2 separate regions of the Homo sapiens genome follow, and region 1 is linked to region 2. A link is an interaction called in ENCODE POLR2A ChIA-PET data of the cell type or tissue named here. Cell type or tissue: A673. All regions are shown on one strand. Each heading gives the region's core, and the rest is flanking DNA. Links, peaks and the distances in the headings are about the cores only. Region 1 overlaps MARK2 (microtubule affinity regulating kinase 2). Region 2 holds the start of SPINDOC (spindlin interactor and repressor of chromatin binding).

What was found. ChIA-PET counts read pairs that join two places held together with the same protein. Peaks named below come from ENCODE experiments on the same cell type or tissue, not always from the same donor. Only the 100,000 strongest peaks of a DNase experiment are listed, where the experiment ranks them.
Region 1: POLR2A ChIA-PET joins it to region 2 with 18 read pairs; 9 of 35 experiments call an interaction of 5 or more read pairs at or near these places.

Annotation. Positions count from the first base shown.
Region 1 is chr11:63,854,486-63,868,270 of GRCh38, reverse strand. The region is part of intron 1 of MARK2 (microtubule affinity regulating kinase 2); the gene reads right to left. Among named protein-coding and RNA genes, the nearest start is that of MARK2, 22 kb to the right of the region's middle. In A673, for the core only: no CTCF peak of the experiment used is centred there; DNase peaks (open chromatin) are centred at 1,830 and 5,120; H3K27ac peaks cover 3,422 bases.
Region 2 is chr11:63,803,433-63,818,124 of GRCh38, reverse strand. It overlaps SPINDOC (spindlin interactor and repressor of chromatin binding), which reads right to left and starts at 4,669. Exons shown (of 6, transcript NM_138471.3): 1 at 4,312-4,669; 2 at 1-320. The coding sequence starts at 4,438. RefSeq lists silencers at 4,564-5,033, 6,294-6,588. In A673, for the core only: no CTCF peak of the experiment used is centred there; DNase peaks (open chromatin) are centred at 4,074 and 4,734; H3K4me3 peaks cover 2,391 bases; H3K27ac peaks cover 1,443 bases.

The sequences.
Region 1 (13,785 bases), core at 474-8,473, 52 kb before region 2:
ACAGGCCCGCACCACCACACCCAGCTAACTTTTCTATTTTTTATAGAGACAGGGTTTCGCTATGTTGCCCAGGCTGTTCTCAAACTCCTGGACTCAAGCAATCTGCCCACTTCTACCTCCCAAAGTGCGGGGATTACAGGCCTAAGCAACCACACCCAGCCTCATGTTACAATTTAAAAAAATTTTTGTTTCACAAATAATTCATTAAGAGGTGACCATGTGCAAAGTACTCCAACAGTTTCTGGGTGTCCGAAGTGATACAGAGAAGGATAAGATACAGTCCAGCCTTCAAAGAAGGTAACAATCTAGTAGGAGATAAGCACAAATCACACAATCCAGTGTGGGACCCAAATCCACGAACTGAAGTTATGGTCAGCCTATTCCCCCAATTTACTGTCTATGGCTTTTGTTTTTTTTTCAGAGGAACAGTGGGCTAAGAGAGATCTGAAGATCCCTGTGTCACTTCCAGCTAGGACCTGGCTTTCCATGAATGCGGATGCCTGCCCACGGCGTCAGCCATGGTGAGAGTTAGGCAGTGCTGGAATGAGAAGAAGCCACTCTGGGAAACTCACTGAAGAACCAGTCATTTAGCTTTTCTTGTCTTTCATCTCCCTCTGGAAACTTGAGACAGGCCCAGTACACAAACAAAGGTGACATGAGAAGCGCTTAAAAAACCCAAGTTGAAAATAAAGCCACTCAAGACTCTTGGTAATGGAAATGAAGTTGGAAAAAGCCCCTTACAACACCAACAGAAGAAATTCTCTTGGGAAGGAGGTGGAAGGGATTCCTGAAGTTCTATATCCAAAACCCCAATGTCACAAGGCTAGCTGTGACCAAGGAGGCACACTTATATATTTTTCCTTTACTTCCCAATTATTGGTTGTCTGTTTTCCCTAATTCCCATTCAACCAGTTCTATAGCTCAGCTCATAAAACTATACCTTGGCCAACTGTGGTAGCTCACACCTGGTATCCCAGCACTTCAGGAGGCTGAGGCAGGCGGATCACTTGAGCCCAGGAGTTCAAGACCAGCAAAGGCAACATGGGGAAACCCTGTCTCTACAAAAAACGCAAAACATTTGCTGGGTGTTGTGGCACATGACTGTGGTCCCAGCTACTCAGGAGGCTAAGGTTGGGGGATAGCTTGAGCCTGAGAGGCGGAGGTTGCAGTGAGCCAAGATCATGCCACTGCACTCCAGCCTGGGTGAGAGAATGAGACCCTGTCTCAATAAATAAACAAACAACTGTACCCTTATCCATCAGGCTACCAGCAGGTTCACAGCTCTTCAGGAAGATAGCAGGGAGGAATGAATACTAATTCCTGACAGTGCCTGGCAAGAAACAAAATTCTCTAGACAGACAGAAGATTCTATGCCATCTAAAAAAAGAAAAGTCAGTTAATCAGAGCCTGGGGGGTAAAGATTAAGGCCCCAGTCTTCTGTTAGGAAAAAGACACAATTCTGAATCTAGTTCTCCTATCTTAAATGGGAAAAGCTAGTGAGACGGTTGGTCCAAATCACCTCAAAAGAAAATTACTTCTTGAAATTAAAACAAAAAACAAAAAAACACAGATGAGGATGAATGGGAATAGGTTTATTTAAAATCTTTCCTGTACAGTAGATAGTGGATTAGCTACACAAGCCTCTCGGAAATGATGTACCAAGAGGAATTTGATAATAGAAGCATTCTGAATGTGAAACTGGGAGTTCAGCACCTAAACATTTCTTATTGAGAAAAATCCTCACACCACAGTCATAATGAAGGTTTAACATCAGTGTTTGACATTTTGTCATTAAGAGATTGGTTTTAACAGTCTGTATTTGGCAGCCTGCCCTATCGGCTGTTTCACAAGCAGTTTCTGTGGTTTCAAGAAAGGCAGGGTGTTTGCTTTTAAACACTACTTTTTTTTTTTTTTTTTTTGAGACTGAGTCTTGCTTTATTGCCCAGGCTGGAGTAAAGTGGCACAATCTCTGCTCACTGCAACCTCTGCCTTCTGGGTTCAAGCAATTCTCGTGCCTCAGTCTCCCGAGTAGCTGGGATTACAGATGCACACCACCACGCCTGGCTAATTTTGGTATTTTTAGTAGAGACAGGGTTTCATCATGTTGACCAGGCTGGTGTCGAACTCCTGGCCTCAGGTGATCTGCCCGCCTCGACCACCCAAAGTAACACTATCTTAAAATATATATTTCAGAATAGGGTCCAACCATTACAAGAGAGAAAGAGGGAATGAAAACCAAACGAAATAGAGGAATGTGGTGCTACCAAACAGAACAGGAACGCACCAGAGAGCAGGGTAGAAGAGACATTATTCACCACCCACACCAAAATAGCAAGACAAGCCAACTTAGTACTTCTTACTATCAAGTTAGAAAATCAGGACACAAAAGTGGCACTAAAGACATGAGCTTAATAAAGGGAAATCCCTACACAGAACTTCATCTCTCCAAAATCAACTTACCTGGCCCAAATCTATCTGTTTACTTGAAAAAGCACAACAAAACCACCCCAACAGTGCCACATCAATGAAAAGGACTGTCATCTAATCAATTAGCAACCACACCTCTCTGCCAGCATGAGATGTCGGTAATTAAGGTAGAGATTTTTCTCCCTGGGAATACAAGTACAGAAGGGCAGAGCCCCTATGGACCTAACCCATTATGACAGCCTTTTCATTAGCAAGGAAAGCACTGCCACACTCTCCAAGGAAGCCGTGGCCACAGCATTAAAGAACACCTGAGTGAATAGCAGCTACCTCTGTTGAGAGATAAAAATGTGTTGGAGATGGGGTACGGGAAGGGGCAGAACCACTCTGAAGAAAGCCAACAGGCTGTCTTTCTCAAAAAAAGTACATGGACCTTGGCTTTTCCACTCTTAACAAAAAGAGCACCTGTGGTCCCAGCTACTTGGGAGGCTGAGGTGGGAGGGTCGCTTGAACCTTGGGGGCCGAGGCTGCAGTGAGCTGAGATCACACCACTGCACTCCAGCTGAGGTGACAGAGTGAGACTCTGTCTCAAACAAACAAACACCAAAGAGATGGGTTCTAAAGTAGTTTAGAAATGGCACATAACTACATAACTGGGCTGGATACAATGGCGACTGCCTGTAATCCCAGCACTCTGGGAGGCGAAGGCAGGTAGGTTGCTTGACGCCAGGAGTTCCAGGCCAGCCTGGGCAACATGACGAAACCCCATCTCTACAAAAAGTGCAAAAAATTAGCCAGGCATAGTGGCACATGCCTGTAGTCCCAGCTACTTGGGAGGCTGAGGTGGGAGGATTGCTTGAGCCTGGGAGGTCAAGGCCGAGACTGCGTCACTGTACTACAGCAGCCTGGGCAACAGAGTCAGACTCTCGTCTCAAAAGAAAAGAAAAAAGGCACATAATTGTGCTTTTGGATAAGTAAATCTTATTTATTTATTTAATATTAGAGATGGAGTCTTGCTTTGTTGCCCAGGCTGGTCTCAAAATCCTGGGCTCAAGTGATCCTCTCACCTTGGCCTCCCAAAGTGCTGAGAATACAGCTGTGAGCCACCGACTACATCCAGCCCTAAGTGATACCTTAATCAAGGGCAACAGAGCAGGCACAGTGGCTCACGCCTGTAATCTCAACACTTTGGGAGGCCAAGGCGGGTGACAGTCACTTGAGCCCAGGAGTTTGAGACCAGCCTAGCCAACAAAGCAAGACCCCATTCTCTACAAAAAATAAAAATAAAGCCAGGCACGGTGGCTCACGCCTGTAATCCCAGCACTCTGGGAGGCTGAGGCAGGCAGATCACCTGAGGTCGGGAGTTCAAGACCACCACTAGCCTGACCAATACAGAGAAACCCCGTATCTACTAAAAATACAAAAAAAAATTAGCCGGTGGTGGTGCATGCCTGTAATCCCAGCTACTCGGGAGGATGAGGCAGGAGAATCGCTTGAACCTGGGAGGCGGAGGTTGCGGTGAGCCGAGATCAAGCCATTGCACTCCAGCCTGGGCAACAAGAGTGAAACTCCATCTCAAAAAATAAATAAATAGGCTGGGCGTGGCGGCTCACGCCTGTAATCCCAGCACTTTGGGAGGCCGAGGCAGGCAGATGACGAGGTCAGGAGATCGAGACCATCCTGGCTAACATGGTGAAACCCTGTCTCTACTAAAAATACAAAAAAATTAGCCGGGAGTGGTGGCGGGCGCCTGTAGTCCCAGCTACTTGGGAGGCTGAGGCAGGAGAATGTCATGAATCCAGGAGGCAGAGCTTGCAGCAAACCGAGATCGCGCCACTGCACTCCAGCCTGGGCGACAAAGCGAGACTCAGTCTCAAAAAAATAAATAAATAAATAAAAATAAAAAAATTAGCTGGGTGTAGTGGGACGTGCCTATTAGTCCCCAGGTGCTCAGGGGGCTCAGGCAGGACTGTGTGAGTCCAGGAGGCTGAGGCTGCAGTGAGCCATGTTTGGGCCACTACACTCCAGCTTGGGTGACAGAACAAGATCCTGTTTCAAAAAAAAAGTGGTGGTGGTGTGGGGCGGGGGGGCACAGTGGTTCACACCTGTAATCCCAGCACTTTGGGAGGCAAAGGCAGGCAGATCACTTGAGGTCAGGAGTTCAAGACCAGCCTGGCCCACATGGTGAAACCCTGTGTCTACTAAATATACAAAATTAACCAGGTATGGTGGCAGGCGCCTGTAGTCCCAGTTAATCAGCAGGCTGAGACACAAGAATCACTTGAACCCAGGAGGCAGAGGTTGCAGTGAGCTGAGATTGCGCCACTGCACTCCAGCCTGGGTGGCAGAGAGAAACCCTGTCTCAAAAAAAAAGTGGGGGGGTGGGGGGTGGGGGGGTGGGGGAGGGCAATAGTTCACCCCTTTACTCTCACCCCATGCTGGCATCTTAAAATAAAAGGCACCCTTGCCGAAGTTAGACAAGCAAGTAAATTAAATCATACACTCAAGTTCAACTAAAATTCTGTAGAGAGACATAAAGCAACCATTCCCACTAAGAAACAACTGCAGATGTCTAGAATATCTAGATGCCTAGTCCCCATAGCTAGCCATGTGCACAGCTATGGGGACCGGCTTCAGCAGAGAGAAGCAAACCAAAGGAGAGACTGAGCAAATGCAAACAGGAAGTAGTGGCATAAATTACACCAGCGATGGGATAAAGAGACACACAGCAGGATGTCCAGAGTTCAGCTCCCAGGACTGAACTGGCAAGTCCTAAACACACACAAGGCCTGGCACCACCAGCTACGGTGTTCAGGGCTGCTGGCAGTCAAGGCTACAAGCAAGTAGCTCTGTGCCTGTGTGTGTGCAAGTGGCACACAGACGGTTGTAAGAGAGAATCTGAGTTTGCTTCCTAGAGACAAAATATACACAGTTAAGATCCACAGACAAAAGCTTCTTATGTTTAGTGGGGTTTTTTTTGGTGGGGAGTGGGGTGCTTACAAAGAAAGAGTTCTAGAATCCCAACATTTCATGGGTGCCACAAAGCAGGATAGTCAAACCTAGAAATCCATCATGCCCTACACTTTAAGGTACTTAATTGCTGGTTATCAATTTTAGGACTCGGGGCTTTGGTTTTTCTAAAGGGGTTCTTGAAATTCCGGAAGATGGGAAAAGATAAAGATGTGAATCAGAAGCTGGGGTTAAAGAGGGTTTCTTAAAAAGGTCTCCCATAGCTCTTGCGTAGAGCCCTCAATAGTAGGGAGGTGAGCCCAGAAAGCTGCTCCCACTCCATCCACACCATTTCGGCCACATTTACCAATGGCCACCAAGGACAAAAGAAACAACTGGAGGCAGAGGAGGCCATTTGTGACTCTAAATTCCGCTGCAAGACATCTGCCTCACACTGACTGGGAGCTAATCCTAAGGAAACTATCTTCTACTGCCTGGACACAACTGAAGCCAGGGACAAAGGATTCTTCACAACCAAGAAAAGCTGGTTCTGACAATGACATACTCTGGACCACCTGGGTTTGTAGCCTTAAACAAGTTATTCAACATTTCTGGGCCTCTATTTCCTCACCTGTAAAACAGTGAGATCTACTAACTTACAAAGAATAAATGAAGCCAGGCATGGTGGCTCATGCCTGTAATCCCAGCACTTTGGGAAGCTGAGATGGGTGGATCACCTGATGTCCGGAGTTTGAGACCAGCCTGGCCAACACGGTAAAACCGCATCTCTACTAGAAATACAAAATATTAGCCGGGCATGGTGGCGGATACCTGCAATCCCAGCTACTCGGGAGGCAGAGGCAGGAGAATTGCTTGAACCCAGGAGGCGGAGACTGCAGTGAGCCAAGACAGTGCCACTGCACTCTAGCCTGAGCAACAAGAGCGAAACACCGTCTCAAAAAAAAAAAAAAAAGAAAGAAAGAAAGAAATTAGCCAGGCATGGTGGCAGATACTTATAATCCCAGCTACTTGGGAGGCTGAGGCAGGAGAATTGCTTGAACCCGGGAGGCGGAGGTTGCAGTGAGCCAAGGTCGTGCCGTTGCACTCTAGCCTGGACAACAAGAGCGAGACTCTGTCTCAAAAAAAAAAAAAAAAAAGAGTAAATGAGTTAATGAATGTAAAACAACTAAACAAGTGCTTGCGACAGAGTAAGGGCTCAATAAATGTTAGCTATTCTGTCTGTAGCTAAAGATACACAGCCTCAGAGGCAAACCATGCAAAAATGAGGAGACCCTGCCTACTCTTCAACCACTCAGTCCATTCCCTTTAAGGCTGAGTTTCCCAATGACTTGGACCAGATTAATGCGCTTACAGGGCCATCCAGGAGGTGCCATTACTAAGCCGTTGCCTTAACTAATACAGTAAACAAATATTTGAAATTAAAATTCTTGTTTTTTTTTTCTGAGACGGAGTCTCGCTCTGTCGCCCAGGCAGGAGTGCAGTGGTGCGATCTCAGCTCACTGCAACCTCCACCTCCCGGGGTCAAGCAATTCTCTGCCTCAGCCTCCAGAGTAGCTGGGATTACAGACGCCCACCACCACGCCTGGCTACGTTTTTTGTATTTTTAGTAGAGATGGGGTTTCACCATCTTGGCCAGGCTGGTCTTGAACTCCTGACCTCGTGATCCGCCCGCCTTAGCCTCCCTAAGTGCTGGGATTACCCGCGTGAGCCACTGCACCCAACCCGAAATTAAAGTTCCTTATCTTCCACACAGACCAGTAGCCGAAGAGAGAAAATAGCACATTAAGTTCAATTCTGGAACTGAAATGCATGCCACATGTAAATCTGAAAAGAAATACGCTTTGTGGAAAAAGCAGATTATGGGACTTGCTGAGTGATGGGAAATGGAGCTATGATCCTCTATGTAGACACGAATTGATATGTTGAGCACTTGATTAAACAGTTTTAAAAAAATGATTCCAATGAGATGTGATTCTGAGCAAATGACATGAGTTTTTGTTTTTGTTTTTTTTTTTCATTGAGATGGAGTCTCACTCGGTCACCGAGGCTGGAGTGCAGTGGCGTGATCTATGCTCACTGCAACCACCGCCTCCTGGGTTCAAGTGATTCTCCTGCCTCAGCCTCCTGAAGAGCTGGAACTATAGGCACGCGCCACCATACCCAGCTAATTTTTTGTATTTTAAGTAGAGACGGGGTTTCACCATATTGGCCAGGCTGGTCTCGAACTCCTGACCTCGTGATCCACCCGCCCTGGCCTCCCAAAGTGCTGGGATTACAGATGTGGGCCACTGTGCCTGGCTTTTTTATTTCTATTTATTTTTTTTTTTTTGAGAGGGAGTCTCTGTCACCCAGGCTACAGTGCAGTGGCATGATCTCGGCTCACTGTAGCCTCCCCCTCCTGGGTTCAAGCAATTCTCCTGCCTTAGCCTCCCAAGTAGCTGGGACTACAGGCGCACGCCACCACGCCCGGCTAATTTTTGTATTTTTAGTAGAGACGGGGTTTCACCATGTTGGCCAGGATGGTCTCGATCTCCTGACCTCGTGATCCACCCGCCTCAGCCTCCCAAAGTGCTGGGATTACAGGAGTGAGCCACTGCACCCAGCCGACATGAGTTTTAAAAGATTTGCTTAAAGTTGGTCAAAGTGACTATTAGAGGAGGCCCAAGGTCTATTATTTGTAGGACTTAGGGAAGCTGTTAAAAGTTAGAGGTGCTATGGAAATTGGAGAATGAGTATATGCAAAAGAACAAAGTTGAGAATTACAGGGTAGTTTACAGATTATATACTACTACAATTTTCCCTGTCACTTAAGGACTTGTCAAGGAAATACAAAGTTCACACACTGCTACAAACACTCCAAATAAACCTACCTCTTACAGGAAAAATAAAGTATACCTACATAACAGTGGGGTTTACAGGTATGTTTCATTAAGAAACAAGGGTTAGAGGCCGGATGTGGTGGCTCATGACTGTCATCCCAGTACTTTAGGAGGCCACGGCAGGTGGATCACCAGGTCAAGAGTTGAAGACCAGCCTGGCCATCATGGCAAAATCCTGTCTCTACTAAAAATACAAAAATAAGCCGGGCATGGTGGCACGCACCCGTAGTTCCAGCTACTCGGGAGGCCGAGGCAGGAGATTTGCTTGAATCTGGGAGGTGGAGGCTGCAGTGAGCTGAGATCCGGCCACCGCACTCCAGCCTGGGCGACAGAGTGGGACTCTGTCTCGAAAAAAAAAAAGAAAGATAGAAATAGGGGTTAGCCCAGGCATGGGCTTGTGCCTGTAATCCTAGTACTTTGGGAGGCCAAGGTGGGTGGATCACGAGGTCAGGAATTCAAGACCAGCCTGGCCAACATGGTGAAACCCTTTCTCTACTAAAAATACAAAAATTAACCGGGTATACTGGCGGGCACCTGCAATCCCAGCTACTCAGGAGGCTGAGGCAGGAGAATTGCTTGAACCTGTGAGGCGGAGGGTTGCCGTGGGCCGAGATCGTGCCACTGCACTCCAGCCTGCGTGACAGAGCAGGACTCCTTCTCGGGGAAAAAAAAAAAAAAGAAATAAACAGGTTAAAAAGAGTCAAGTACAAAAGGAAAAGAAACAAAAAGAAACAAAGTATGTCAGGTCTCAAGCCACCCAGGGAATAGACTATTGAGTGTCTGGCCTTAGTGACTGCAGCCTACCAGCTCTCAGCTATTGTAGGCACCAAGGTTCTTCAAGGATAGAAGCTGTGTAAGCGTTGCAGTTTTCAAATTTGGAACTGACCAATAGCCAACATATAAGTTAAAAAAAAAACAAAAAAACACAAACCTACCTCATAATAAAACACAAACCTCATAATAAAATCCAAGTAAGCCAAATGATCTTTTTAATGGAATAAAAAAACATAAAGTAATGCTATGTATTCAAAGGAGGAAATGAGCCAACTTTGGCCAAGGTCCATCAGGTCACTGAGAACCAGCTTCCTCAGCTAGAACAACTGAAAACCAAGACAGCAAGTGCCTTCCTGAGGCCCAGCCAGGGCCCCAGAAATTGCAAAACAGAGGCTCATTATGAGGTCATAGCAAGTAATCAACCAATCGAGGACAGGGATTATCAGTCCTATCTCTGTTTACAAAAGAGTTCTCACACTGTCTGGAATCCCTTTACTCTTACTGATGACGTCAAATGGCTTTCTTCATGTGGGTGATAGCTACTGATATTTATTGTATTAAAATTAAAACTGGCCAGGCACAGTGGCTCAGGCCTGTAATCCCAGCACTTTAGGAGGCAGAGGCAGGTGGATCACGAGGTCAGGAGTTCGAGACCAGCCTGAACAACATGGTGAAAACCCTATCTCTACTAAAAGTACAAAAATTAGCCGGGTGTGGTGGCGCATGCCTGTAATCCCAGCTACTCAAGAGGCTGAGGCAGGAGAATCACTTGAACCTGGGAGGTTGCAGGGAGTGGAGATCGTGCCATTGCACTCCAGCCTGGGTGATAGAGTGAGACACTGTCTCAAAAAAAAAAATTACAACTGAGAAAATGTTACACTATTAACTCATGTAAAATTATATTACAGGGCCAGGCACAGTGGCTCATGCCCGTAATCCTAGCACTTTGGGAGGCCGAGGCAGGCAGATCAATTGAAGCCAGGAGCCTAGCCAACATGGCAAAACCCTGTCTCTACTAAAAATACAAAAATGAGCCAAGTGTGGTGCTGTGCACCTGTAATCCCAGCTAGTTGGGAGGCTGAGGCACAAGAATCGCTTGATCCCAGGAGGCAGAGGTTGTAGTGAGCTGAGATGGTGCCACTGCACTCCACCCTGGGTGACAAAGCAAAACTCCATCTCAAAAAACAAAACAAAACAATAATAACGATGATAATATAGCCAGGCACAATGGCTCATGTCTATAATCCCAGCACTCTGGGAGGCTGAGATGAGAGGATTGCTTGAGCCTGGGAGGTTGAGACTGCAATGAGCCGAGATCATGCCATTCCACTCTAACCCGGGTGACAGAATGAGAACTTGTCTCAAAAAATAAAAAAATAAAAAAAAAATGTATCAACCAAAGTCATGGAGAACCAAACCAAGTTTTGTCTACAACCATGATTCTTACAGTTTTTGGTTTCAGGACTCTTTGCATTTTGAAAAATAACTGAACACCCAGAAGCTTTTGTTTATATGAATTTTATCTATCAGTATTTACTATATTAGAAATTCAAGTGAGGAAAAATTTAAATATGTATCAATTCATTTAACAGAACATGAGTAAACTCATTACATGTAAACATAAATGACTTATTTTTAATAAAAAACTTATTTTCCAAACCACAACTAAATATATACCAAAGGAAGTCTACCTGATGAACTAATCTTATAATGCAATCAAAACAAAACAGCTGACCAAAAAACAGGCTGGGGCGGTGGCTCATGCCTGTAATCCCAGCACTTTGGGAGGCCAAGGCAGGCAGATCACCTGAGGTAAGGAGTTCGAGACCAGCCTGACCAACATGGAGACCAGCCTGACCAACATGGAGAAACCCCGTCTCTACTAAAATGCAAAAATCACTTGGTGGCAAGTGCCTATAATCCCAGCTACTGGGAAGGCAGAGGCAGGAGAACTGCTTGAACCTGGGAGGTGGAAGTTGCAGTGAGCCAACATCGTGCCACCACACTCCACCCTGGGTGATAAAGTGAGGCTGTCTCAAAAAACAACAAATACTAACAAATTAAAGAAAGAAAACGAACAAAAAGGAAATGAGTATAAAAACTGAAAAATTTAGGCCGGGCGTGGTGGCTCATGCCTGCAATCCCAGCACTTTGGGAGGCCGAGGCGGGCGGATCATGAGGTCAGGAGATCGAGACCATCCTGGCTAACACGGTGAAACCCCATCTCTAATAAAAATACAAAAAATTAGCCGGGCATGGTGGGGGGCGCCTGTAGTCCCTCCCAGCTACTCGGGAGGCTGAGGCAGGAGAATGGCGTGAACCCGGGAGGCAGAGCTTGCAGTGAGCCGAGATGGCGCCACTGCACTCCAGCCTGGGCGAGAGAGTGAGAGAGCGAGAGAGCGAGAGAGACTTTGTCTCAAAAAAAAAAAAAAAAAAAAAAAAAAAAAAAAAAAAACATGAAAAATTTAAAAATGGAAAAAAATGAGAAAAATAAAAAACAAGACAGGTTGCAGTGGCTCATACCTGTAATCCTAGCTCTTTGGGAGGCCGAGGTTGGCGGATCACTTAGGCCAGGAGTTCGAGACCAGCCTGGCCAACATGGCGAAACACTGTCTCTACTAAATATACAAAAATTAGCCGGGTGTGGTAGCGCACACCTGTAATCTCAGCTACTTGGGAGGCGGAGGTGGGAGGATCAACTGAGCCTGGAGAGGTCAAGGCTGCAATGAGCTGAGATCACGCCACTGCACTCCAGCCTGGGCAACAGAGTAAGACTCTGTTTCAAAATAAATAAACCAACAATAAAGAAATTAAAAGGGAAAATGAGAAAAAAATTTAAGAAATAAAGAAAAAAGGGGAGAAAAAGAATAAACAAGCCATATATTTAAAAAAAAAAAAAAAACAAAAAAAAAAAACCCACAGGGCCAGTGGTGTATGTATCAGAAGGAGGAAATCAGTTATCTTTGGTCAAAGTCCCTCACATCACAGAGAACTAGCTTCTGGAACCAGAAGGACTGCAAACCAAAGTACTGAATGCCTCTTTGAGGCCCAGGCAGGGATTATACTGGGGCTGGGAACCAGCAAAACAAGAGCTCCTTATGAAGTCAAAGCAAGTAACCAACCAACCGATCAAGACAAGGGCCCCATGTTTTGTCTGCTACCGTGGTTTTCTCACCTTTGGTCTCAAGAACTCTTTATATGCTTAAAAAATTATTGAGGACTACACAGCTATCTTATTAGAAATTGAAACTAATTTTAAAAAATATTTATTAATCCATTCAAGATCATAAATCCACATGTTTATGCTAATAATCTTTTTAAAATAAAAAACCTGTATTTTCCAAAACAAAATGAAATTTCACCACAAGAGTAGCAGTGCTTTACATTCTTGCACATCTCTTTAATGTCTGGCTTAATGAAAGACAGCTGACTTCTCTCTGCTTCCACATTCAATGTGTTTTCATAAGTTGTTTTGGTTGAAACATATGAAGAAAATCTCACTTCACAGAGACATGTAGTTGAAAAATAGAGTTCAACAGCCTTTCAGATACTGAGGATTTTCTTCTTTGATACTACACCAAAATTCAACAAGTGGTAGTTTTTAAAGGCTAGTTGCAATGTGGAACCTGAAATTTTATCAAGGAACATTTCATATACTTTTACATTAGTCATCCTGCACTGTTTTTTTTTTTTTTTGTTTTTGAAATAAGGTCTCACTCTGTTGCCCAGGCTGGGGTACAGTGGCACAATCACAACTTACTACAGCCTTGACCTTGGGCTCAAGAGATCTTCTCGCCTCAGCCTCCTGAGTGGTTAGGACTGCAGGTGCATATCACCATGCTTAGCTAATTTTTTAAACATTTTAGCAGAGATGATGAGGTCTTGCCATGTTGCAGAGGCTGGTCTTGAACTTCTGACCTCAAGCGATCCTCCCTCCTCAGCTTCCCAAAGTGCTGACATTACAGGCGTGAGCCACCATGCCTGGCCTCGTCCTGCACTTTGAATGGCTCTTTTACCCACTAGCAATCTGGAAAATATTTCTTCACTGAATTGTGCAGAATTTCCAAACACTGACGTTTCACACAATGTCAAAAAATCACATTCATTAATTTTACTACCAATCTCGGAAAAGTTTTAGCAGACACAAGTTTTCCAAAATTCTAATTTTCACTTGAAAACTTGAATTTTATCACTGGCAACAATGACAGGCTCACTTTGTTCATTTTCATAAAATGTCCATATGAACAACTCTAGTTTGTCCATCAGTTGTTCTTTCAAGAAAAAATTATGATCCCTGCAGCTGGTTCAGCTCCAACACATGTGCTTTCCTCAAGTTTGGCATACAGCAGCAATGCCTCATGAATACTTTGTATTTCCTCACTTGGAATACCCTTTTTTTTTTTTTTTTTTTGGGATGGTGTCTCGCTGTTGTTGGTCCAGGCTAGAGTGCAATGGTGCGATCTCGGCTCACTGCAATTCTCCTGCCTCAGCCTCCCGAGTAGCTGACATTACAGGCACCCACCACCATGCCCAGCTAATTTTTGTATTTTTAGTAGAGACAGGGTTTCACCATGTTGGACAGGCTGGTCTCGAACTCCTTACCTCAGGTGATCCACTCGCCTTGGCCTCCGAAAGTGTTGGGATTACAGGCGTGAGTCACTATGCCTGGCCTAAAGAGACCTTTATTAAAGGGTTGATAAAATAAAAGACTGGGCATGGTGGCTTATGCCTGTAATCC
Region 2 (14,692 bases), core at 2,622-10,621:
TGGGGACGGCTGCTCAGCTCTCACGTCTTGCAAGAGGGCCACCCCTTCACTCCAGGCCTCCAGGATATTGCTCTTCTCAGAAGGGCTCAGGTCCAAGGTGTGAGGGTGCTGCTCCAAGATGTGCGAGCGAGCTGTGTCGGCCGAGGGTGCCCGGATCTCAGCGCCACACACCATGCACAGTGCCCGCCCGCTGCCTCCTGGGCTGCTGCCCACCAGGAACTCCTGCTCCCAAGACACCTGCTGCTTCGGCTCCTCACAGCCATCACTGCCTGCCTCTAGCGGGCTGGGTCTAGGCGGTGGGGTCTTCTCCTGTTGGGTCACTGCGAGGGGAGAGGGGGAGGGTGTTATCACTAAAGGTGCCCACAACCAACAACACTTAGCACGTCTCCAGACTCAGTGGTTTGAGTGGGATGGGGGAGGAGAGCATTTCTGGCCAAAGTGTTCTTCTTCCTTCCCCTGGAGCCCATGAGGCACACGCCACACTCAACACAGCCGATGTGCCCGGGATCCCACGACTCTCGCGTCTATACTTCCTCTTGATCTAGTCTTGGACCTTAGGACTAACTACACATACTTTCCCAACAGGCTGCATTCTTGCAGGTCTCCAGCCTTTGCACATCTGTCCAGACCACCCTAATTGGGCTGGGCAACATCATCCCTGCGAAGCTTTCCAGAACCCCAATCCCTGACAATAGATTTCATCCAAATCTGACTTCTACACTTTCTTGAGGATGAGGAAGGTAAATTCTTTTAATTTTTAAATTTTATTTATTTATTTTGAGACAGAGTCTCACTTTGTCACCCAGGCTGGAATGCAATGGCGTAATCTCAGCTCATTGCAGCCTTGACCTCCTGGGTTCAAGCGATCCTCCTGCTTCAGCCTCCCAAGCACCTGGGACTACAGGTGAGCGCCACCATGCCTGGCTAATAATTTTTTTTTTAAAAGATGGGGGTCTCATTTTGTCACCCAGGCTGGAGTACAGTGGTGTTATCATAGCTTACTGCTGCCTTCAACTCCTGGACTCAAGGGACCCTCCAGCCTTAGCCACCTGAGTAGCTAGGGCTACAGATAGATGCATGCTATCACACCCAGCTAATTAACAAACAAAAAAATAATTTTTAAGAGATGGGGTCTTGCTATGTTGCCCAGGCTGGTTGTGAACTCCCGGGCTCAAGCAATCCTCCTGCTTCAGCCTCCCAAAGTGCTGGGATTATAGGCATGAGCCACCATGCCCGTTCTAAAGGCCACCCCATCCCCTCAGAACTCGCCTCCCTTCTCAGTGCTCACAGAGCATTTACAGCCATGGTCCCACTCCTATTGCTGCCTGATACCTGCTCTTTGTGTACACAGACAGACCATAAGCTTTCACAGGGCATCACCCTTTCCAGTTCAGCAAAGAAGGCAGCCTTAGACCTGCATCAGCCTGGAAGCTCAGTGCTTTTACGAAGTGCCCATGATCCTTCACGGCTGCATCTCCCTCCTACCTTCCAGAGAGGATGGGACAAAATTAAAACACAGGAGGCCCTAATACCTGGGGGCTGCATGGAAGAGGTGGTATGAGAAATAGGAGCCTCGGCTTGCATGGATACAAGAGGTGGTGTCTGAAAGAGATACGAGATATGTCTTGTACCTATCTCTCATGCGACCATGGGCAGAAATGACCTCTCAGTTGCAATCAGCTTTCTTCCCTACTAGTCTTCCAAAACAGCTCTCATCCAAGTCAGCAGTGCTAAACTCTGCGGTCAGTTTCTCAACTTCATCCTCTGCCGATCACCTCTTCCATCTTGATTTTCATCACTTGCGTCTAGGGCATGACCTTCTGTTGGTTCTTCTTTTGCTTCCCTGGCCCTCTTTCTCAGTTATGTGTGCTAGTTCTTCCTCATCTCTTCTCAATATTCCCTCCCTTCCTCTGGCTTGTTGCTGAAGACCATCTCCCCTCACTAGAGCACCCCATTCCCCTTATGCATCACCTCCAACACAGCACACATCACCACCTGGCACTTGTTTTTGGGATGTTCACTGCCTGTCTCCTTACCACACCATAGCATCCATGACCACGGCCAGGTGCGGTGGCTCACGCCTGAATCCTAGCACTTTGGGAGGCCGAGGTGGGCGGATCACCTGAGGTTGAGAGTTCAAGACCAACCCCACCAACATGGGGAAACCCTATCTCTATTAAAAATACAAAATTAGCTGGGCGTGGTGGCACATGCCTATAATCCCAGTTACTCGGGAGGTTGAGGCAGAAGAATCACTTGAACCCGGGAGGCGAAGGTTGCAGTGAGCCGAGATTGTGCCATTGCACTACAGCTTGGGCAAAAAGAGCAAAACTCCGTCTCAAAAAAAAAAAAAAAATCCATGACCATACAGATTTCTGATGTTTTGCATCTGTATCTCCAGCATCTGTATCTGTATCTCCTCGCATGCAGTGGCATTTAGTAATGTGTGATGAGGGACTGACTCGGTCTCCAACCTGCCATCACTGGAGTTTCCCAGGACTCAGTCCTTAGACACTTCTCTACTTCCTTCTCTTCCCACTGTCTGCCTGCTGGCAATTTCTGTTTACGCCACTAGCTAGATACTTCCAGGAAATCTAGGCCCATGTATCTGACTGCTTAGTTGACCTCTCCACCTGAATATGTCATAAATAGGCATCTCAAACGTAATCATATTCAAACTTTCACTCCCAGTCTCCCAAGAGCACCGCAGCCTTCCCCATCTCGGAAAATGGGAAGGCTCTTCCTCCAGTTGCTCAGGCCAAAAACCTTGAATTCAATCTTTCTTCCTCTCTCCACCGAAATCTTTCCAGAAGCTTGTGCTGCCGGACCTTTGCACTTGCTATTCGGCCTGAAATGCTCTTCCTGCAGATATCTGCAAGGTTGGCATCCTCACTTCCTTCGGGTCTGTGCTCAAAATTCACCTTATTAGAAAACCCTTTCTGAACCACTCGATATATTCAATTAAATACCCATTCCTCCTCTTTCTCCTTTTCCTGCTTTAGTGATCTCTGAACCATTTATTGCCACCCAACATACTATACATGAACCTATTTCTCTGTCTTTAGCCATTGGTATATATATGTTCTTCAAGAGCAGGGTTTCGGTTGCTCTGTTTACTACTACTTCCCAGCCTAAAAACACTAGCCTAAACAGCCTAAAGTAGACGTCCAGTGAATATTGGTTGAATGAATTCACCTGTCTATTCCTGCCCTAACAGTGGGGATAAGGCCACCCTTGCAGGGTTGAGAGGATTAACTGAGACAGCCTCTGACAATGCCCAATGAACACTCAACAAATATTAGCAGAAGTAGGAAAACAACCTATCTTTTGGACTAAATGCTCCGAGAAGGGAGGTGACCTTTATTTCCCTCATGAATTTTATAACCCTTCCAGTTCCAAAAAGGATGACAGGCAGTGCAGGCAGACATCATTCTGTTCGGCTGAAGTTCAATGAATGGCATTGCTGCTCTCAACCTCTTTTGGGTACTATCCCGCCTAAGAAAAGCGGGGTGGGAGAATGGAAATATATTTGCATTTTCATGCATATTAAGTCTCCCACAAAGATGGCTCTTTGTTTTCTTACGGTTTGCAAGCTCCTGAGGACTAGAAATCGGTGAAGGGGGAGGGGAGAGCGAGTGTTCTGAGATTGTTCCTCCCATCCCCTCCCAAAGCTAATCTCGTTCTAGCACTGCACTGCTTTTCCAAACTAGCTGTTGTATGCAGTCCCATTCATCCCTTCTCTCCAGAACTTGACACCTGTGGCTCCTGCAAGTGGAAGGCCCGGGAATGGGAATGAAGCGGGGTGGTGGGCAGGGAAGCGTTATGCTCGGAGAGCCCTTAAAATTCTCCTGGAGGTCGGCAGCGGCGCCCGCCTGTAGCCTCCGGCCTAGAGGCTTCGCCGCCCCTCGGACTAGAACACAGCCCGGCCGTTGTGCTTGCCTCCCCTTCCCAGGCTGTGAGACGGCGGCCGCAACCACCCAGCGCCTCTGGGGATCCGGCCTCTGGTGCTGGGCCCGGGAGAGGGGGCGCTTGGGCACCGGAAGATCCGGAGCGTGCGGGGCGTGGATCGAAGTCTCCAGACCCTGGGCGGGGGAAAGGGGAAGGGAGGGGGAAATCGAGGAGGCCTGAGCTTCTAAACCATGGTGGGGGAGGTGCAAGAGCGCGCCCTGGACCCAGATCCGAGAGGGAAACCTGGGCCCCAAGGCTGAAGGGGGTGAGAAGGTGCCCGGGTCCCGGACCCCGACTGGGGAGGGACGGCCCCAGCCCCGGCCCCGCACCGTGACGCGGAAGTGGAATCCCCTCCATCCTCACCTCTGAGCATCGGCTCGGGCCGCGGAATTACGGCCACCACCATGGCCTCCTCCTCGTCCTCCCCTTCCTCGCATTTCAGCGTCACCTCGAAGCAGTCGAGTGCGGCGCCCTCGGCCTTTAGGGCCATGGTGCGGCCGTGGGCGATAGCAGTGGCCGGAGGACTGGCGCGCAGGCTTCGGCGCGCAGCCGGCAACCGCCTCCCGCCTCCTGGCCGGAATAGCGCCGGGCCCGCCGCCCGCCCCGCGCAGCCCCCTCCCCGCCGCCCGCCCGCCGCTCGCCGGCCGGGCCTGCGACCGGCGCGTCCGGGCCTCCCCGAGACCTCGGCGCGTCGGGAGCCCGGGCGGGGAGGGCTCAATCCGGGGCCCCTGCCCCCCGCCGCTCCCTTTTATGGAGGCTCATTGTCGGCGCCCGCCCGGCCGGCCAGCCGCGGACCCGCCCCCGATGCCGCGCGGCCAATCGCGCGTGGCCCCGCCCCGGGCACGCGGCCCCGTTAGAAACCCTGGACCCGGGAGGCGGCGGGAAGGGCCGAGGGGACCCGGGGCCACCCGGTGCGCAGAGGCAGAGGGGCCCCCAAAACCCGCAACGCGGGCCCCTCAGTCTGCGGGCCAAGCCCGGGGTTTCCCTCCATTAAGAAGTCAGTTGGGCGTTTCTGCTGGCGTGGAGAGCGCTACCAGGTGCCCCCGGATTTTGATCGGGAGTCGCTTTTGCCTTTCCGTGGACAAGCCTTCCTCCGCCAGCAGATGCCCCGGGCAGGAAGAGAAGCGGTGGGTGAGTGGAAAGGGCCTTGGTATGGAAACGCAGAGACCGAATTCCTTCTCATCTGCCAGCTCCGTGGCCGTGGGCACATTATCTGTTTTCTTAGTCCGGCTCATCGTTTCTTTCAAAAACCATTTTGGACCCTTCTGGGAAGGCAAAGAAGAGAAGCAGAGTGGACTGTGAGCGGACATAAACCACCCTGATGGGTATGATTTCCATTTTTGGCACGGGAGTCCGGAGATTTTGTGACCCTCTCCAAGGACACACAGCAATCCCTTGAGAGCCCCAAGACCAGAGTCCAGTTGCCATGACATTGCTGCCCTATAACCACACTCTGGGTGAGCTTTTACTTCTGTGACATGGAATGTGCATCTCCCTCTTCTATAGCAACCCTCATGAGATTTCAGCTCAGAAAATGCAAAATGTCTGACACTGAAAATCCATCTTCGAATGTCGTTATATCAGACCAGACACAGTAGTATTCAGAATCGCGTAGTAGGATGGGGGTGTGAGAAGAGGTGTGAACTAGTCTATATGGATTGCAGTCAATTTTTTAATTTTTTTTTTTTTGAGACAGAGTCTCGCTCTGTCACCAGGCTGGAGTGCAGTGGCGCTATCTCGGCTCACCACAACCTCCGCCTCCCAGGTTCAAGCTATTCTCCCGCCTCAGCCTCCTGGGTAGCTGGGACTACAGGCACGTGCCACCATGCCCGGCTAATTTTTGTATTTTTAGTAGAGACGGGGTTTCAGCATGTTGGCCAGGATGGTCTTGATCTCTTGACCTCATCATCCGTCTGCCTCGGCCTCCCAAAGTGGGATTACAGGCGTGAGCCACCGCGCCTGGCCTTGCAGTCTATTTTTAAGGGAATTATTTTGTTATGTGCAAGTGTATCTGATATTTTAAAGGTTTTACAACAAAGGTATTACCAAGCCTGTTTAACTATTTCTGCTGAATGGTCATTCTCTACCATTTGCTACAGATCCCTTCCGTGCCCCTCTGCTCTGCTCTGTATTGCAGTGGGCTGAGTCTTGCGGGGGGCAGTTTCTCAGGCTCCCAGAGCATCTGGCTTCAGGCCTCGGTTTAGCCAATGGGAGGCAGTGGCAGGAGAAGAGAAGGCAGGAGGAAAGAAAGAGCCATGGTATTTCTTCTCTTTCTCTCTCTTGCTCAGGCTCAGGTGACATCTCCAGCAGCAGATGAGGCCTCTCTGTGGCTCCAGCTCATGGATAGGTAGCTGTGGTCCCAACATCTGTAGGATGATCCATGCCCCTGGGCTCTACTCAGTCCACCTCCTCTTTTTGTCCCTGCAGGTTAGGAGTTGTAGGCAGCTTCTTGCTTTTGCCAGTCTCTGTACTGCCTCTCTCTGTCCCCTGCTGGGCTTTCCAGACCTCCCTGTTAACCCCTGTTAATCGTGTCACCAAAACCCTGCATTACATTCTCTCTGTTTTCAATACTTAAAGTGGTTCCCTCCTGGCGGGGCGCAGTGGCTCCCAACTGTAATCCCAGCAGTTTGGGAGGCCAAGGCAGGTGGATCACTTGAGGTCAGGAGTTCGAGACCAGCCTGGCCAACATGGTGAAACCCTGTCTCTACCATAAGAAAAAAGAAAAAAGAAATTAGCCCGGCATGGTGGTGTGTGCCTGTAATCCCAGCTACTTACGAGGTTGAGTCAGGAAGATTGCTTGAGCCCAGGAGGCGGAGGTTGCAGTGAGCCAAGATCATGCCGCTGCACTTGACTCCAGCCTGGGCGACAGAGCTAGATTGTCTCAAAAAAAAAGTGGTTCCTATTTTCCTGGTTGAACCTTGAGTGATACACCCAGTATTGTACCACCCAATTAGTAGACATTATTTCTTTTAGGTCATATTATTCTCAGCTTATAGAGCAAGAAGTTGAAGCTTAAAGGGTTAGATTACTTGCCCAAGGTAATACAGCAAGAATCTTATTTCATCCAACCTAGAGTGAATATTTCCCCCACATTTTAATATCCCTCAAATGGTGATGCTTTCTATAATCAACATCAACGTGAAGTTTAGGACTGAAGTTTAGGACTATCAAGAAAGTGAAAGATGGCTTTTCTGGCATTCAGACTGTGCTGTTACCAGCAGAAAGTAAGCTATGTTTAGAATGAGACATAGATGAAGCCACTTCATGACCACAAAGTGACTTCGCCTTTTTTTTTTTTTTTTTTTTTGAAATGGAGTCTCACTCTGTCACCCAACCTGGAGCGCAGTGGTGCAATCTCGGCTCACTGCAACCTCCGCCTCCCGGGCTCAAGCAATTCTCTGCCTCAGCCTCCCAAGCAGCTGGGATTACAGGCGCCTGCCACCACACTTGGCTAATTTTTGTATTTTTAGTAGAGTCAGGGTTTCACCATCTTGTCCAGGCTGGTCTTGAACTCTGACCTTGTGATCCTCCTGCCTCGGCCTCTCAAAGTGCTGGGATTACAGGCGCGAGCTACTGCTTCCGGCCTTTTTTTTTTTTTTTAAAACGGAGTTTTGTTCTTGTTGCCCAGGCTGGAATGCAATGGCGCAATCTCAGCTCACTACAACCTCCGCCTCCCAGGTTCAAGATTCTCCTGCCTCAGCCTGCCGAGTAGCTGGGATTACAGGCATGCGCCATCACACCTGGCTAATTTTGTATTTTTAGTAGAGACGGGGTTTCTCCATGTTGGTCAGGCTGGTCTCGAACTCCGACCTCAGGTGATCCGCTTGTCTCGGCCTCCCAAAGTGCTGGGATTATAGGTGTGAGCCGCTGCTCCTGGCCGACTTTGCCTTTTTTTAAAAAAAGAATTTTTTTTTTTTTAGAGATGGGGTTTCACCATGTTGTCCAGGCTGGACTCAAGCAATCCACCTGCCTCAGCCTCCCAAAGTGCTGGAAAGTAGGTGTGCGCTACTGTGCCCGGCCTGACTTCACCTTTTTTGGAGCAATTGCTATTTCTCTTTAGCAAAAATTACTGTAGTCCAGGCTGGGCGTGGTGGCTTACACCTGTAATCTCAGCACTTTGGGAGGCCAAGGCGGGCTGATCACTTGAACCCGGGAGGCAGAGGTTGTAGTGAGTCGAGATTGCGCCACCGCAATCCAGCCTGGGTGACAGAGCGAGACTCCATCTCCAAAAAAAAAAAAAAAAAAGATACCCAGTTTCTGAACTGCCCCTGTTTCTTGACAGCATTCAATCCTGAACCAGTTCCATTTCCCTAATTCTTCCATAGAACTATGGGAACGAGGCCAAATTTAAGGAGTTTCCTGAGGGTGCCTTGAGGGTTTCCCTGGGATGTATTCTCCTTCACTGCAGCAAATTAAACCTAATTTTGGTTACAAGTGTGTTCCTGGTGGTCCTTGGTCACAGGGCTTTGACAACCCCAACCAATTTATTTTGCCTACATTTTCATGTATATGAAGAGTGATATATCATGAAAACCTATGTTAAAATATCAACAAATCTAGGGCCAGGTGCAGTGGCTCACACCTATAATCCCAGCACTTTGGGAGGTCAAGGCGGGAGGCCAGGAGTTCGCAACCAGCCTGGCTAACATGTCCAAACCCAGTTGCTACAAAAAATACAAAAATTAGCTGGATGGCTGGGCGTGGTGGCGCACGCCTGTAATCCCAGCACTTTGGGAAGTCAAGGCGGTTGGATCACCTGAGATTCGGAGTTCGAGACCAGCGTGGCCAACATGGTGAAACCCTGTCTCTACTAAAAATGCAAATAATTAGTCGGGTGTGATGGCGGGCACCTGTAATCCCAGCTACTCAGGAGGCAGAGGCAGGAGAATCGCCTGAACCCAGGAGGCGCAGGTTGCAGTGAGCTGAGATTGTGCCATTGTACTGCAGCCTGGGCAACAAGAGGGAAACTCCATCTCAAAAAAAAAAAAAAAAAAAAAATTGCCAGGCACAGTGGCTCATGTCTCTAATCCCAGCACTTTGAGAGGCCGAGGCAGGGGAATCACCTGAGGTCAGCAGTTCGAGACCGTCCTGGCTAACATGGTGAAACCCCATCTCTATTAAAAGTACAAAAAATCAGTCGGGTCTGGTGGTGGGCCCCTGTAATCCCAGCTACTCAGGAGGCTGAGGCAGGAGAATCACTTGAACCCAGGAGGTGGAGCTTGCAGTGAGCTGAGATTGGGCCATTGCACTCCAGGCTGAGCAACAAGAGCAAAACTCTGTCTCAAAAAAAAAAAAGGCCGGGCGTGGTGGCTCATGCTTGTAATCCCAGCACTTTGGGAGGCCGAGGTGGGTGGATCATGAGATCAGGAGATCGAGACCATCCTGGCTAACATGGTGAAACCCCATCTCTACTAAAAATACAAAAAATTAGCTGGGCGTGGTGTCAGGCGCCTGTAGTCCCAGCTACTTGGGAGGCTGAGGCAGGAGAATGGCATGAACCTGGGAGGTGGAGCTTGCAGTGAGCCGATCTCACGCCACTGCACTCCAGCCTGGGCGACAGAGTGAGACTCCGTCTCAAAAAAAAAAAAAAAAAAATTAGCTTGGTGTGGTGGAGTGCCCCTGTAATCCCAGCTACCTTGATGTCTGAGGCATGAGAATCGCTTGAATCTGGGAGTTGGAGGTTGCAGTGATCTGTGATTGTGCTACTGCACTCCTGCCTCGGCACTCCTGCCTCGGTGACAGGGCAAGACTCTGTCTCAAAAAAAAAAAAGAAAAAAAATCTGCAAGTCTAAAAGAGCTCTTTTTTTTGTTGTTGTTGGGACAGAGTCTCACTCTGTCTCCCAGGCTGGAGTACAGTGGCACGATCTCGGCTCACTGCAACCTCCATCTCCCAGGTTTCAGTGACTCTCCCATCTCAGCCTCCTGAGTACCTGTGATTACAGGCGTCCGCCATCACACCCGGCTAATTTTTTGTATTTTTAGTAGAGATGGGGTTTCACCATGTTGGCCAAGCTAATCTCGAACTCCTGATCTCAAGTGATCCGACTGCCTTGGTCTCCCAAAGTGCTGGGATTACAGGCATGAGCCACTGCACCGGCCTAAAAGAGCTCTTTTAATTTTTTTTTTTTTTTTTTTGAGACAGAGTCTTGCTCTGTTGCCCAGGCTGGAGTGCAGTGGCGCTATCTTGGCTCACTGCAACTTCCACCTCCCGGGTTCAAGCGATTCTCCTGTCTCAGCCTCCTGAGTAGCTGGGATTACAGGCATGTGCCACCATGCTCAGCTAATTTTTGTATTTTTAGTACAGACGAGGTTTCATCATGTTGGCCAGGCTGGTCTTGAACTCCTGACTTCAAGTGATCTACCCACCTCGGCCTCCCACAGTGATGGGATTACAGGCATGAGCCACCGAGTCTGGCCAAAAGAGCTCTTTTAATAAACGTAAAATAAAATTCCAAGTGATAAGAGATCATTGTCATAGTTTGGCAGTATTTTTTTCTTTGGGGATACATAAAATAATGGTTCATCTTGCAAACCATGATGTCCTAGATTTAATGAAATGTGGCTAGTTGCTAAGGCAGGACCCAACCCTAGCTCTATCCCCTGTCCTTGCTCTTAAACACTGCAATGCTTAGATGAAGAAACCAAATCAAACAACATGAAAGTCACAGAAGCGAATTGGTCGGCCTGCAAAGCCAGGCCTTCTGCCTTGCATACCTGCTCTGCTGAGCAAACCTTCTCTGCGCTGAGCTCTGAGGGAAGACTCCAGACCATCTTCAGTGGAGTTATTAGGAATTCCAGGAATTCTCCTCCACCAGCTACACAGCTACATAGAAAGTGCCATATACAGGAATCAAATTTTTGTTTGTTTGTTTGTTGTAGAGGCAGAGTCTGGCTCTGTCACCCAGCCTGGAGTACAGTGGCGAAATCATAGCTCACCACAGCCTCGAACTCCTGGGCTCAAGCGATCCTCCCGCCTCAGCCTCCCAAAGTGCTGGGATTACAAGTGTGAGTCACTGTGCCTGGCCAAGAATTGGAATTTATTTATTTAATTTATTGTTATTATTACATATATATTTTTGAGGTGGAGTCTTGCTCTGTCGCCCAGGCTAGAGTGCAGTGGCACGATCTCTGCTCACCGCAGCCTCTGCCTCCTGGGTTCAAGCAGTTCTCCTGCCCCAACCTCCTGAGTAGCTAGGATTACAGGTGCGCGCTACCATGCCCAGCTAATTGTTTGTATTTTTTTTTTTTTTTTTTGAGACAGAGTCTTGCTCTGTAGCCCAGGCTGGAGTGCAGTGACGTGATCTTGGCTCACAGCAAGCTCCACCTCCCGGGTTCACACCATTCTCCTGCCTCAGCCTCCCGAGTAGCTGGGACTACAGGCGCCCGCCACCACGCCTAGCTAATTTTTTTGTATTTTTAGTAGAGATGGGGTTTCACCGTGTTAGCCAGGATGGTCTTGATCTCCTGACCTTGTGATCCACCCACCTCAGCCTCCCAAAGTGCTGGGATTACAGGCGTGAGCCACTGCGCCTGGCTAATTGTTTGTATTTTTCGTAGAGATGAGGTTTCACCATATTGGCCAGGCTGGTCTGGAACTCCTGACCTGGTGATCCACCTGCCTCGGCCTCCCAAAGTACTGGGATTACAAGTGTGAGCCAATGCGCCTGGCCCCATTTTGTATTTTTATAGAGTCAGGGTTTCCCTATGTTGCCCAGGCTGGTCTCAAACTCCTGGGCTTAAACGATCCTCCCACCTCAGCCTCACAAAGTGCTGGAATTACAGGCATGAGCTACTGTGCCCAGCCAGGAATCTTAATTGTTGAGACAGCTTCCTGTGGAGGAGAGAGGGTAGACCCTTACTAATCTAAGTTATGTCTGTAACTCGTCTTTTGACTTAGCGAATTTGGCCTTGAGACATGAGATTCCTAGGACGGGGCAGGACAGACTGAAAACAGGAAGAGTGGAGAACCAATGGCTTCTGTCCCAGCAAATAGTTGCTCCAGGCCACTCCCCATGGTGTCCCCTAGGCTGGAGGCCCAAGCTGGAGGAAGCATTTCCTTTTGGCACAGCTTTTATTGTTGGTAGCATTTTAGGACACCAGTGACAAGCTGAGACAGCGAGTGGACTGCCTCAAGTGGGAATAGCTGTGGGGATATTGAAATATGGGGGCCGGGCGTGGTGGCTCATGCCTATAATCCCAGCACTTTGGGAGTCTGAGGCAGGCGGATCACGAGGTCAGGAGTTCGAGAGCAGCCTGGCCAATATGGTGAAACCTCATCTCTACTAAAAATACAAAAATTAGCCAGGCTGCTAATTTTTGTAAAAATACAAAAATTACAGGTGGTGGCACGCACCTGTAGTTCCGGCTACTCAGGAGGCTGAGGCAGGAGAATCACTGGAACCCGGGAGGCGGAGGTTGCAGTGAGCCGAGATTGCACCGTTGCACTCCAGCCTGGGTGACAGAGCAAGACTCCGTCTCAAAAGAAAAAGAAAAAGAAATATGGGTGGGCTGCTGTAGCAAGTGGACTAGACCCAGCTCCAAGTGAGGAGAGGGCTGTCTGAAGCCTAGGTAAGGGCAGGGGGGCTTCACTCTTAACTGGCTTGGCATTTAGTAGTGGTCTTTAGCAAAAGCCATAATAAATATATAGCCATGCTCTTCAGCTCAGTAATCCTATTGCCAGCTTATCCTAAAGTCATCCAAAAGAAGAAAAGTAATGACCTAACAGCAATGTTGGTATCAGTTCAGCCCCTAAAACTTAGCACTCCTTGGTGAAATTTTATTCAGTTGTTGTGTGTGGTCAGAAGTCCATCTCTTGGTCCCACATCCGTTGGAACCCCACTGTTATGAAACTTGGCACGTTGTGCTGTAATTATTTGTTTGCAGGACCAGTTTTTGTCCATCTTTATAGTTGCAGCATCAGCCCAGAATCTGTGGTGTTAGCACCAGCTGGGTGGCCACATTTTAGGGTTCTTGTTGCAGAACTCTCAATCTAAACTAGCTCAAGGTCAGGTGTGATGGCTCACGCCTGTAATCCCAGTAGTTTGGGAGGCTGACGTGGGTGGATCACCTGAAGTCAGGAGTTCCAGACCAGCCTGGACAACAAGACAAAACCTCATCTCTATTAAAAATATAAAAATTGGCTGGGCGTAGTGGCTGACACCTGTAACCCCAGCACTTTGGGACACCGAGGTGGGCAGATCACAAGGTCAGGAGTTTGGGACCATCCTGGCTAACACGGTGAAACCCCGTCTCTACTAAAAATACAAAAATTAGCTGGGTGTGGCGGCAGGCGCCTGTAGTCCCAACTACTCGGGAGGCTGAGGCAGGAGAATCGCTTGAACCCGGGAAGTGGAGGTTGCAGTGAGCCGAGATCGTGCCACTGCACTCCAGCCTAGGCGACTGTCTCAAGAAATAAATAAATAAATATACTAGCTTGAACAAAATGGGGGATTTATTGGCTCATGGAACTGAAGGAAGGGCTGAATGCCCAATTGTGGGAAGGGCAGGGATACAGGCCGACTTTAGGAATAACCGGACCCAGGACATAAATGCTACCAGGACGTTCTTTTCACCCCCAGTCTCTGCCTCTGTTTGTGTACATCAGCCATACTCCCTTTCCTGCAGCCTGTCTTTTTCCACATGGCAGGAGATGGGCCACTAATTCCCACAGACTAGCTTCTAGCTCTGTACATGTCAAACCTGTTTCTCCTCCTCTGTCCACGTGTGTGTTCAATGCTAGGCACTGTTTACATCCTCGTATCACCAAATGACTTTCTGCCCTGCACGTTGGTGTAATAAAATGAGGTGAGTCAGATTGGCGGGCATAGAATTATTCCTGGAAGCTGTTCCTACTTTTTTGTTAAAGTATCCTGTATTGTCTGATATTTTTGCTTTTATAATCAGAATTTAAAATGCCATTTCTATTTTTTAAGAAAAGACCTGGCCAGGCATGATCCAGCACTTTGGGAAGTCAAGATGGGCGGATCACTTGAGGTCAGGAGTTCGAGAGCAGCCTGGCCAACATGGTGAAACCCTGTCTCTACTAAAAATACAAAAATTAACCTGGTGTGGTGGTGGGTGCCTGTAATCCCAGCTACTTGGGAGGCTGAGGCAGAAGAATCGCTCGAACCTGGGAGGCAGAGGTTGCAGTTAGCCAAGATTGTGCCACTGCACTCCAGCCTGGGCGACAAAGCGAGACTCCGTCTCGGAAAAAAGAAAAAAAGACCCTATCACGCCTGTAATCCCTGCACTTCGGGAGGCCCGAGGCGGGTGGATCACCTGAGGTCAGGAGTTTGAGACCAGCCCAGCCAACATGATGAAACCCCGTCTCTACTAAAAATACAAAGAATTAGCTGGGCATGGTGGCGCGTGCCTATAATCCCAGGTACTCAGAAGGCTGAGGCAGGAGAATTGCTTGAACCCAGGAGGTGGAGGTTGCGGTGAGCCGAGATCGTGCCACTGCACTCCAGCCTGGGCAACAAGAGCAAAACTCCATCTCAAAAATACCCCCCAAAACCAAAAAAACACAAGATGCTAATGCAGCAGAATTAGACAAAATAGATCGATTCTTATCTTTTTATGTGTGTTTATCTCACTCTGTCACTCAGGCTGGAGTACAGTGGCACGAACATGGCTCACTGCAGCCTCAACCTCCTGGGCTCAAGCAGTTCTCCCACCTTAGCCCCCTTAGTAGCTGGGACTACAGGCACATCCCACCACGTCCAGCTAATTTTTATATTTTTTT